Regions from separate parts of the Homo sapiens genome. Here region 2 is linked to region 1. Evidence: read pairs that join two places in POLR2A ChIA-PET (ENCODE). Cell type or tissue: GM12878. All regions are shown on one strand. Links, peaks and the distances in the headings refer to the core of each region. The heading gives the core; the rest is flanking DNA. Region 1 has its middle 81 kb from the start of LINC01170. Region 2 has its middle 33 kb from the start of CEP120.

Region 1 (2,928 bases), core at 336-2,835:
CTCCTTGTTTCGGCACTTGGTAATTGCAACCGAGGCCTGTGTTGCAACCAAATCTTTTAATGTGGCACTTCTCTGGAGGAGCTAAGGAAGTTGTTTCTGAAATTTCTGTTTAGAGCCTGTTCTTTCAAATCACCCAATGGCTTTGTGAGCTCGGTTACTTTCTATAATAATTCCCTTTCTCTTTATATTATCAATAATAGATTCTGTTGTCTGCAGTAAAAAACACTGACTGATAAAGTGAATCTCTTTGGGTAGTCTGGATGGCAGAATCGTTTCAGTCATGTTAAAGGGTCACAAGTAGGCTTCCCTGCTCTCTCTCTTCCATTTTTACTGCTGGCCCTACCCCAGGGATGTGGGCTATATACCATTTTTTTTCTGGCTGTTATCTTTTTTTAATTTTCTGCGATCTAACTCTTTTTTTTTTTTTTGAGGCGGAGTGTCGCTCTTTCGCCTAGGCCAGAGTGCAGTGGTGCTATCTCGGCTGACTGCAAGCTCCGCTACCCAAGTTCACGCCATTCTCCTGCCTCAGCCTCCCTAGTTGCTGGAACTACAGGCGCCCGCCACCGAGCCCGGCTAATGTTTTGTATTTTTAGTAGAGACGGGGTTTCACAGTGTTAGCCAGGATGGTCTTGATCTCCTGACCTGGTGATCCGTCCGCCTCGGCCCCCCAAAGTGCTGGGATTACAGGCGTGAGCCACCGTGCCCGGCCTCTGTGAAGGATATGAATGTTTACATATCTGTAAGCCACAAAACTCATATTCATTTTCAATTTCTTGTTACTCTCCATGATAGAAAGCAGAATGGGGCTGCTCACAAAACCCAGTGGATGACAGAGGTTTAGGCCTCCTTCATGAAGTTCCATAGGAGTTGTTCCCTGTCCACAGTGAATTGTAGCAGGAAGTAGAGTTGCTCACTGCTAGTCTCCTCTTTCACACACTTCTTAGGGGAGTCTCACACAGTTGTTATACCATCTTCAATCCCTAGGAATGTTCCCCTTCAAAATTACTCCTTCTAATGAGTGAGGTTCTCTAGCAATTACAAGTCTGCTTTCAAATTCTAGTGGCTCAATTGTGTATAAAGAGGAATGGAAATATGCCTGTTATTCTGGTGTCATTATTCATGCTCTTGCTCTATTCATCTTCCTTATAGCCACAGTCATTTTAATCCATCTCTGATACTCACTCACTAGCTTAACCAACCCTCAGACCCAGGTGTGGTCTACCCCTCACACACCACTTGCAGCTGGGGAACTATCTTTCAAACTTGTTTCTCCAAGTTGCTTAGTTCAGGTAACTTTTCCTGTACTCTGTCTTTGCCAAAACATCAGCTTTTAAGGCCTGCTCGTTCTTTTAAGAAGCAACACTAAAAAACAAGTGTTTAGATTAGAAGAAGGTGTACAGGACAGACTTCAGACAGGTGGAAATTTAGAAAATAGATTAAGCCTCTTGGGTGGCATTTTAAAGAATTTGTACTTCTAGAATTCATACTGCATCCAGATCCGGAAGAAGTCAAAATAGCAGGGACGGGGAGGTGATATGACAATGTCAAAAAAGTTACAGGCTGAAATGAAATATGAAAGAGGAAGTTTTACACCTTTTAAGGGGGCACAATCGGTATAGCCATTTAGTTTCTGTGGCTGTGCTATACCACATAGACTGTTAATTGTCATGAATCTGCTTTTCCTCTGAGGGTCTATTTATATCCTGTTGGAGAGCCAGTGGCACTGAGTCATGGCAATGTGCAGAGCTAGAATTAAGCAAGCTGGTGATTACTTATGCCTGTACAAGCAAGGGGCCAGTCCTTTGGGCAAAATTTCAGGAGCATTCCCTTCCATCTGCTGATAAAAAAGCCTTTTCTATGTTGGGCTATTGCAGTTAAAGCAACTCCTTTGGAGAAGACAAAGTGGTATAGTAAAAAAGGACTGAACATAGATCAGTTCTGGTTATGAATCTTGATTTATTCCTTAATACTGCATTGACCTTGGTCAAGTCAATTACTATCTGGGAACCTTAAATTTACCACCACTGAGTTAGAAATATTTATTTATTTTTCTTTTCTTTTTTTTTTTATTTTGGAGACAGGGTTTCACTCTTTTACCCAGGCTGGAGTACAGTGGTGCAATCCTAGCCCACTGCAATCTCAAACTCCTGGGCTCAAGTGATCCACTCCCCTCAGCCTCCCAAGTAGCTAGAACTACAGGCGCAAGCCACCATGCCTGTTTAATTTTTGAATTTTTTGTAGAAACAAGATCTCTCTATGTGATCAAGCTGGTCTCAAACTCCTGGCCTCAAGTGATCCTCCTGCCTCGGCCTCCCAAAGTGTTGGGATTACAGATGTGAGCTGCCATGCCTAGCTGGAAATATGGAGTTACAGATGTGAGCTTCCATGCCCAGCTGGAAATATTTATATTTTTATATCTTGTGCCCTTCTGGGATCAATGAGAGGATGAAATGGGATAGCATATTTGTTGACACTATAGAAACAATAACATGCTTTAGGCAGCTCAATGGTCAAACCAGGCAAGCTCTGTTAAGAAGAAATATATTCTGCTTACAGTAGCAAACTATCTAATTATCAGCCACAATCTCTAAGTTCATTAGGAATCTTTTAGTTGTGAGGGACACAAATGGTCTCCAGTGTCGTTAAGCAAATAGGTGAAATTTCACAAAGTTCTTGGGGGCTTCAGAATTGATAGGAGATTGAAGAACTAGAATTGGGAAAGTGGACAGAAGCCAGGAGAGTCAACAATCAGGGAGTAGTGCCGTCATGTTTTAGCAGAAGCAGCCTGACCAGAATGTCACTACCACCAGTACTATAGGACAGGACTTCTGCTACTGAAGGGACAACCTCTCCATCTGCAGCCTCCTCCTCAATTAATGAGGATATTCCTTCCTATCACATCTCCTGCTGTAGGTGAATCCAAGCAGT
Region 2 (2,877 bases), core at 378-2,877, 1.1 Mb after region 1:
ACATTATGTTGAATAGGAGTGGTGAGAGAGGGCATCCCTGTCTTGTGCCAGTTTTCAAAGGGAATGCTTCCAGTTTTTGCCCATTCAATATGATATTGGCTGTGGGTTTGTCATAGATAGCTCTTATTATTTTGAGATATGTCCCATCAATACGTAATTTATTGAGAGTTTTTAGCATGAAGCGTTGTTGAATTTTGTCAAAGGCCTTTTCTACATCTATTGAGATAATCATGTGGTTTTTGTCTTTGGTTCTGTTTATATGCTGGATTACATTTATTGATTTGCGTATATTGAACCAGCTTTGCATCCCAGGGATGAAGCCCACTTGATCATCCAAATTTATTTTTCTTTGCAACGTAACTTAGGAGAGGTGTTCTCATCTCCATTAACATTGGCAATGCCTGGAGTGGTGGCTTTTTTTGGTTTTTGTTTCCATTGAGCTGCCCTAACTTGAGAAAGAGAAATTACTGTTCCAAAATGTTTATTATGGAAATTTTAAAACATATAGAAAGGTTGAAAGAATACCAAAATAAATAACCCACCACCTTGTTAATAATTTGCAATAGTTCCTTTGTGTGTGTGTGTATATACATTTGAAAGTTACAGACATCACACTTCACCTCTAAATATTTCAGCTGTAATTTCTAAGAAGATGGGATATTTTCATATAAAACTATAATAGCATTATGGTCCCTAAGAAATAGAACAGTAATTTGCACATATAATAGTAATTCCAAAATATAACACTAATTTACCTAATATAATCATTTTCAAATTTCTCCAATCATCCCAAAAATGTCTTTACAATTTTTAAAATAAGGATTTAATCAAGATTCACAGATGTGCTTGGTTGTTTAGTCTCTGGAAATGAGAGCTTTCTGAGTAAAGAATAAAAGTTTAGAATTATTTGACCTGGGACAAAAGTGCTGAGAATCCCTTAATATTTGATAGACAGTATTGTGAAACCAGGTTTATTTCCTAATTGGAAATGCTTTCTTTCTCTTTAGCCACTAGTTCAGTTGGCAAGTGCTTTGTATTTATGAGTCTTAGGTCAAAGATTCACTCTCCATGTGATTTTCCTCTTACTTTATGGAGAATATCTGTCCACGTGATCATACATTGTACTCCATGCCCTGGGTAAGCACCTGATAAAAAAAAAAAATTGGCCTTTGGTCACAGGCAGGAACTGAATAAGTGTATATAGATTATTAGGTGAAAATCTAGTACACCTTTGGTGGAAAAAAACCCTCAATAAATAATAAGTTATTAATTTGGTGGGACATCTTCAAATACAAAATAACCCATTGGCTTAAGTGCATGCTTGCATCATGGGGTAATTTGCACAGTGCTTCCAGTTGAGTCTGTGACTGGGAACAAAGGATAAGCTGAGATAAATGACAAGCAAAGTTGGACATCACTCTCTCCCATGGCACTTGCCAAATAATCAAAATGTAGAAAATATTAAGTACAAATATCTGAGCCTATTTTCTAGGAATAATATTTGTCCTCCTTTCACTTCCCTTTCCCTCTCCCCATCCTTCCTCTTTAATTGAAATGCCAATAGGAATTTGACAGTGATGGACACCCTAGTGGCCTCATAATGAAGTTTGCAGATCGGGTGCAATATCTCCACTTCTAGTTGCACAAGACTGAAAAATGGTTATAATTATCCTTCTTTGCATATGTTCAAGCACAGTATGGTATTGCAGGGTGCTGTCTCTTAAAATTGTGAAACTGCAAGTCATGGTGTTTTCAGAAGACTCGGTGAATATTGGTTTATACCTTTTAGTTCCTAACTACTTGAAGCTTCCCTGTGAGCTGTATCAGAGAGGATGGATAACCAAAACAGAAACATTTGAACTCTCTGAATAACTGGGGTAATTCCTTTATGAGCTTTCTTTTTCCTTTTAAAATTTGAAAATAATATATACCATCCTATATCACACACTCTGGTTTTATGTTAAAACAAGCAACCTGATTTTTCAATGCATATTAAATATAAATATTTGCAAAGGAATATTAGTGATAATGATGATGGGGCAGTCGTGATGGTTTTGGAAAGTTTGTATGTGAACAATAGACCTTTCCATTTATATATATATATATATATATATATATCACTTTCTGGTTTCAGGCTGCTACTGCTATTTATAGTCTACCCTTGATGGTAAGCAGATGTCTCTACTCTTAATCTCTTTCCGTAGCCTTTGTTTCAGGCAAGCTGGCTCATTTCTAATTGTTCCACACTGGGCTAATCCATCCCTTTTGCTTACAATATGCTTGAATGGCACATGGTTAGATGCTGCTACAACGCAGATATTAGGGAATCCCTACATAGTGCATTCTGTGAACATTCCCTGCTCATTGGCATTACATAAAAATGCCCATTATTGAAATGCAGAGATAAATAGGGTTCCAGAACCAAGTGACTACTAGTGCTTCAGGACCTTACTATTTTCTATTAAAGTTGATTCAGAGATAAAGCTCACAAAACTGGAAACACCACCAGATGGGACATCAACTGGAGGTTAGATGTACTTCAGGATATATTAGCAACTGTAATCACAAATTGTTCAGCTATATATTCATAGTAGAAAAGATTATTAGTGGATCAGGGATTCCTAATCATCAGAGTGTGTGGCAGATTAATGTGAAGAGAAGGTTTACAGCCAGGCTTCAGATTATTGTGTACAGCCTGCAGCCAACTGTATCTCTACTATGCCTGTAGTAACAGTGGGTATACATACTTGTGCATATAAACATGACTCATCAGAAATGTCCTGCAGAAAAAAAAAAAATAGTTCGCCATTCCTCACTACTTGTAAACCTACATTTTTCCCTTAGAGTTTCATGTAGATTAATTTCCTTTTCTGTCTA

What was found. Peaks named below come from ENCODE experiments on the same cell type or tissue, not always from the same donor. Only the 100,000 strongest peaks of a DNase experiment are listed, where the experiment ranks them.
Region 2: POLR2A ChIA-PET joins it to region 1 with 5 read pairs; 1 of 35 experiments calls an interaction of 5 or more read pairs at or near these places.

Annotation. Positions count from the first base shown.
Region 1 is chr5:124,518,389-124,521,316 of GRCh38, reverse strand. No RefSeq gene overlaps it. Among named protein-coding and RNA genes, the nearest start is that of LINC01170, 81 kb to the right of the region's middle. In GM12878, for the core only: no CTCF peak of the experiment used is centred there; a DNase peak (open chromatin) is centred at 1,626.
Region 2 is chr5:123,454,615-123,457,491 of GRCh38, reverse strand. No RefSeq gene overlaps it. Among named protein-coding and RNA genes, the nearest start is that of CEP120, 33 kb to the right of the region's middle. In GM12878, for the core only: no CTCF peak of the experiment used is centred there; a DNase peak (open chromatin) is centred at 1,683; H3K27ac peaks cover 402 bases.